Regions from separate parts of the Homo sapiens genome. Here region 1 is linked to region 2. Evidence: chromatin contacts called from ENCODE Hi-C or POLR2A ChIA-PET data. All regions are on one chromosome and are shown on one strand. The core of a region is the stretch at or near the end of the contact, and the rest is flanking DNA. Distances in the headings are between cores, read along the strand shown.

Region 1 (3,014 bases), core at 398-2,897, 42 kb after region 2:
CGCCTTGATCTTAGCCCACTAAGCAAGTCTGACTTCTGACCTACAAAACTGCAAAATAATAAGTCTGCGTTGTTTTAAACCACTAAATTTGTGGCGATGTATTATGGCAGCAATTGAAATAGATACAGATCTTTCACAGAGCTTAAAGTCTAGCAGAGATGGATAACACCGATGAAAATTTCTGGCAATGCAAATTTCTCCCACCCTTTGCTTCTCTGAGAATTCATTTCTCCTTGTGGCCTGCTGATGAAATAATATCATCTCCCCTGTGAGGTTTCCTTGATTTCTCTACTACAAATAATCGCTCGTTCCCTGAAATCCTGCAGCTGTTGTTCGTTTTCAGCAAATAACCCTAACAAACAATATTCTGCGGTTTTAAACGATTTCACACACATTTTGTTCATTGAATTGGGGCCTGCAGTCACCCAACTAGTTCTAATCCGGGTTGGAACCACGATTGGAACCTGGTAGGAGAGTCGGACTCCAGACTCGTGCTTCTATTTTAGCATATGGTTCCCAATCCAAGGAGCAAAACGTGTGAAATCACTTAAAACAGGTTATAATCGTGGCTCCTAAGTTAAACTTCTCTGAGCCTCACTTTTTACCCCATCTGAAACACAGGTGTAGCAACAGTTTCTATGGCCTGAAGTTGGGGTCATGCATGCCCAGCACAGACTAGGTGAGCTCTCGTTCCACCTTTCCAACAACCCTGGCGCCCCATTTTTTTTCCAGAGAAAGAAACAGGTGGCCGGGCGCGGTGGCTCACACCTGTAATCTCAGCACTTCGGGAGGCCAAGGCGAGTGGATCACGAGGTCGGCTTTGAGACCAGCCTGGCCAACATGGTGAAACCCCGTCTCTACTAAAAATACAAAAATTAGCCCGGTGTGGTGGCGTGCGCCTGTAATCCCAGCTACACAGGAGGCTGCAGCAGGAGAATCGTTTAAACCTGGGAGGCAGAGGTTGCAGTGAGCTGAGATAGCGCCACTGCACTCCAGCGTGGGTGACAGAGCGAGACTCCGTCTCAATAAATAATAAATAAATAAAACAATATAAATAAGAAACGGGGACTCAAAGAGACCAAGTCACTTTTTCAAGGTTACATTGCTCCTGAAGCTAAGAATGCATGCCTGCCTCGTCTCCCACTCCACCCCGCATACGCCTCCAAGTCTTCCTATTGATAAGGTGGCACACATGGCTGTCTTTTCATTTCACCGGCGCAGTTTGTGATTCTGCATTTATTTCTGCTCATTGGCTGCCTCCCTACCCTACGGGAGGGGTCCCGAGGCCGGACCCGCTGTCTCCGCAGCCGCTGTGCCCGGCACGTGCCCGCCTCCACCACGAGGGGGCGCTATGGGCTAGGGAGGCGCTGCAACCCTGGCAGTCCTTGAACGAGGAGCATCACCTCTCGGAGCTCCCGCTTCCGGCTCTGGAAACGGAATGATAGCTCTAACTCACAGCTGGAGCCCACCCACCCCCAAGTCACGGCGCCTCTAGGGCCTGCTTCCTCCCTCCCTTTCCCCACCTCAAGGCCCGCTTCTTGGGGCCTGGTTGCCCTTCGCCCAGCTATTATTACTGCGGGCGATGCGCCGGCTGGCCAATCAGGAGGCGCAGCGCGCCTGTGACGTCACGAGGTGCGAGGCAGATGAACGCCTGCCCCATCCCGTCCCTCCATTCCCGGGCCCACCGCGCCTGCGCATGCGTGCTGAGCGCCAGAAAAAAAAAAGGCGGGAAAGGACGCTTGCGGCGAGACTCTCCTGCGGGAGCGGGAGGCTTGGGCCTCTCAGGAGGGCACAGGTACGGGGCGCGGGGCGACAGAGGCAGAAACCCAGGCAGCCCCAGACGGCGAGCAGGGCGGGAGAGTGGAAGGGAGGGAGAAGACGGAGAAACAGCGACTGCGACGGGCACAGAGGGAGGACAGAAACGCTGCCCCTTAGGTGGGGAGTGAAACCTCCCGTGAGGGAGCGGCGAGGGCGGCGGGGACGGTGAGAAACGGACAGAGGAGCCCGCGGGAGACAGAAACGGAGGGAAGGGGGCTGACCATGAGAGAAACGAGGGGGAGAGAGAAGAGAGCACGCGGGAGACTGCAGGGAAGGCGCGGGAGATGGAGACTCAGAAAACAACCGTAAGAGACAAAGGAAAAGATACCACAGCGCTGGGCCTGGGGAGAGAACGCAGTGAGAAATGGAGACGATGAGAGTATGAGGTGATATAGCAAAACCGACCGTGAAAAATCGAGTGAGAAGCAGGTGGCGAAGCTGAGAACTGAAAGTGAAAGACAAGAGGACGGAAGATACAGAAACAGTTTGGGCCCAGTGGCTCCCGCCTGCAATTCCAGCACTTTGGGAGGCCGCAGCAAGCCGATGACTTGAGCCCAAGAGTTTGAGACCAGCCTGGGCAACATAGTGAGAACCCATCTCGACAAAAAATCAGGCCGGGAGCAGTGGCTCACCCCTGTAATCCCAGCACTTTGGGAGGCCGAGGCAGGCGGATCACGAGGTCAGGAATTTGAGACCAGCCTGGCCAACATGGTGAAACCCGTCTCTACTAAAAATACAAAAATTAGCCGGGAGTGGTGGCACACGCCTGTAATCCCAGCTATTCAGGAGGCTGAGGCAGGAGAATCACTTGAACCCGGGAGGTGGAGGTTGCAGTGAGCCGAGACCACGCCACTGCACTCCAGCCTGGGCAACACAGCAAGACTCTGTCTCAAAAAAAAAAATTAGCCAGGCATGGTGGTGTGCATCTGTAATCCCAGCTATTCAGGAGGCTGAGGTCGGAGGATCACCTGAGCCTGGGAGTTCAAGGCTGCAGTGAACTGAGATCGCACCACTGCACTTCAGCCTGGGCAACAGAGCAAGATCCTGTCTCAAAAAAGAGAGAGAGAAATTTACCATGAAAAATGGAGTGAGAAACAGAGGTGGTGAAGGTGAGATCTGAAAGAAAAGTGAAAGACTGAGGGGGAAAGACAGATAAATTGACCAGGAAAAACTAGGTGAGAAACAGAGATGAGAGT
Region 2 (2,998 bases), core at 341-2,840:
GAGGAAGGAGAGGCTGGGAGTCTGTACTCCTGGGTCTGAGGGAGAAGGGGCTGGGAGCCTGGACTCCTGGGTCTGAGGGAGGAGGGGCTGGGGCCTGGACTCCTGGGTCTGAGGGAGGAGGAGCTGGAGTCTGGACTCCTGGGTCTGAGGGTGGAGAAACTGGGGACCTGGACTCCTGGGTGTGAGGGAGGAGGTGCTGGAGACCTGGACTCCTGGGTCTGAGGGAGGAGGGGCTGGGGCCTGGACTCCTGGGTCTGAGGATGGAGGAACTGGGGACCTGGACTCCTGGGTGTGAGGGAGGAGGGGCTGGAGGCCTGGACTCCTGGGTCTGAGGGAGGAAGGGCTGGGGTCCTGGACTCCTGGGTCTGAGGGAGGAGGGGCTGGGGGCCTAGACTCCTGGATCTGAGGGAGGAGGAGCTGGAGGCCTGGACTCTTGGGTCTGAGGGAGGTGGGGCTTGGGGCCTAGACTCCTGGGTCTGAGGATGGAGGAACTGGGGACCTGGACTCCTGGGTGTGAGGGAGGAGGAGCTGGGGCCAGCACTCCTGGTGTGAAGGAGGAGGGCTTTGGGAACTGTTCCCTGGTCCCTGGACACCAGCGCTCCTGGCCTCTGGGGCAAGACAGAGGTGCTCAGCTCTGGGCCAGTCATCCCAGCTCAGGTGTGTGGAGGGGTCTGTCCCACCCTTTCCTCTGCCCTCAGGCCTGGGCCTTGTTGGGGGTTCACAATATGTTTTGTCCCGTCTGTCCTGGGACTGGAGCCCAGAGTCCAAGCTGGTCTAAGTTTGGAAGGGAGAGGGAGGGGGCAGCGGTCAGAGGGGGTGAGGGAGGGGTGTGGGGGGACAGGATGTCTCTGTCTCTGAGCTGTCACACACACCCCTGTCCCAGGCCCAGAGAAAGGGAGGGACAAAGGCTTTGAGAGAGAGTCAGGAACAAAGAGGAGGAGAGAGACGCAGAGACACTGGGGAGAGCGGACGGAGATGCCCAGAGGGGCCGGGAGAGACGGGAAACAGACAGACAGAGAGAGGGGAGCAGGCAGGGAGCAGAGCGTGGAGACACCCCCAGAGTTGGTGGAGAAAGAGTGGAGACAGTGTGCGGACAGGGGAGAGGGGCCGGCGACCCACAGAGACGGGACAGGGAGGGGGAGTCCCACCCCAGAGACCCAAGTGCGAGACAGAGACAGGGAGGGTGGAGAGAGAGAGACGGGGAGAGAAGGAGACAAAGACGCACAAAGAGAGAGGATAGACGGAGCAAGAGAGAGGCTGACAGAAAGGTGTTCCTGTAGAAGGAAGGAGAGACTGGGGTTGGCTAAAGAGAGGGGAAGAGAGGGTGTGGGGAGTAAGGGCTATCACCTGGGAAGCACAGCAGGGAATACACCCAGAGGGTGGCAGGAGGGCACAGAGAGGCAGAGACACTCCTCCAGCTAGACAGAGCCGGACAGACAAGGGGCGACTGAGGCTGACCTTGCAGACGAGCTTCCATCCCTTGGCTCTGCGCAGCGAGAACCTGTGGGGTGCAGGGGGCTGGTTGCTTTCTGGGGAGCCCTGACGGGGGGGTCCCGCCCAAGGGCCACCCCACATCAGGAAGCCCTGAGATGGAGCGCAGGGCCTCCGAGACCCCTGAGGATGGGGACCCAGAGGTGAGAGACGGGAGCCAGGGGAGGAAGACAGAGAGAGAAAAGAAGGAGAGAGAGGCAGGAGGCAACACGGGGAGAGAGAGGAAGAGAAACAGAAAACAGGGAAACGCAAAGACCTCAGAGACCCAGACCCAGGGAGAGAGGATGACAGAGATCCAAGGACACACAGCGAGACCAAGGCCCCCAGAGAATTGGACTCAGAAACACACAGCGGGATGCACAGGGGAAGAGGACGGTGGAGAGAGAGACCAGGGTGGGCAGGGGGACTGTGTGGGCTGAGGATGCACCCCCACTCGGGGCTGGGGGCTCCTGGCCTGCTCCCACAGACAGGGGCAGGCGGGGCCTCTGTGGCAGTGACCCCTAACCTCTCCAGGACACAAAAACAGGTGGCCCGAGTCCGGGTGAGTCACTGTGACTCATCCTCCTCTCTGGGGACAGTGACCCCTGTCCCCTGCCCCACCCTCCATCCTGGGGCTGCGCCGTGACCTCCTCCCCCACCACTCTCAGTGGACCCCAGACGCGCCCCCTCCTCACCCTGCCCCTCTCCCGTAGGAGGACACAGCCACAGCCCTCCAACGGCTGGTGGAGCTGACGACCAGCAGGGTGACCCCGGTGAGGAGCCTTCGGGACCAGTACCACCTCATCCGGAAGCTGGGCTCCGGCTCCTACGGCCGCGTGCTCCTTGCCCAGCCTCACCAGGGGGGTGAGTTCAGCCACCCAAGGGCAGCCTCCCCAACTGCCCCACAATAAGCATTCTCGGAAGCCACCCAGACAGGGGGCATTCCCAGGAGGAGCTGATGGGGACCCTTCTCAGTGGGGGTACTCTGAAAGTTAAGAGCTCTGGGATCTTCTGAGAAACACAGGCCCCACCCCAGAGAGGGCGAGGGACTGCCTACGGTCCCACAGCAGGACAGGTATGCAACTCAAGTTGGAACCCAAGTCACCACCGTGTCTCTTACTTGATGCCAGGGGAAACTGAGGCCCGGAGAGGGTGAGGCGGCTGTGCAAGCCCACGCCGCAGTCCGAGGCAGAGCAGGGAGGGTCTTCAAAGAAGGTCTCCTCCCACCCACACTTCACAGACAGGGGAGCCCGTGCTGCCCATGAGAAGTGTGAGGCTCAGAGAGTTTACACGGCTTCCCTCAGGCCCCACAGCAGGACTGGAGCCGCCTGAGTGTCCCTCCGACCCATCTCCCTGGCAGGTCCAGCTGTGGCTCTGAAGCTCCTGCGTCGGGATTTGGTCCTGAGAAGCACCTTCCTGAGGGAGTTCTGTGTGGGCCGCTGCGTCTCTGCACACCCAGGCCTGCTGCAGACCCTGGCAGGACCCCTACAGACCCCCCGCTATTTTGCCTTCGCCCAGGAGTACGCGC

Evidence for each region. A loop is a pair of places that touch in the nucleus more often than their neighbours do. ChIA-PET counts read pairs that join two places held with the same protein, here RNA polymerase II (POLR2A). Pooled maps may share reads with other maps.
Region 1: a loop to region 2 is called in a map with no recorded cell type, with 9 times the contacts of the local background. The contact joins the enhancer-like site here to the promoter of SBK3 in region 2. A Hi-C loop is called at or near these places in 7 of 168 maps with a recorded cell type or tissue (Caco-2, IMR-90, PC-9 and 4 more), 1 of 37 single-sample maps with no recorded cell type and 11 of 50 pooled maps. POLR2A ChIA-PET finds 5 or more read pairs at or near these places in 11 of 52 experiments (A549, A673, CD8-positive, alpha-beta memory T cell and 8 more).

Annotation. Positions count from the first base shown.
Region 1 is chr19:55,502,529-55,505,542 of GRCh38, reverse strand. The region is part of intron 12 of SSC5D (scavenger receptor cysteine rich family member with 5 domains); the gene reads right to left. Among named protein-coding and RNA genes, the nearest start is that of SSC5D, 16 kb to the right of the region's middle. RefSeq lists silencers at 1,658-1,707, 1,758-1,847. Within about 2 kb of position 1,647, at least 28 of the 41 ENCODE cell types and tissues checked have a DNase peak (open chromatin) inside an H3K27ac peak, as active enhancers do; they include Panc1 and ascending aorta, where a contact is called at or near this core.
Region 2 is chr19:55,544,135-55,547,132 of GRCh38, reverse strand. SBK3 (SH3 domain binding kinase family member 3) reads left to right here and starts at 1,590. Exons shown (of 4, transcript NM_001199824.2): 1 at 1,590-1,634; 2 at 2,184-2,334; 3 at 2,831-2,998. The coding sequence starts at 1,590. RefSeq lists an enhancer at 1,352-2,188.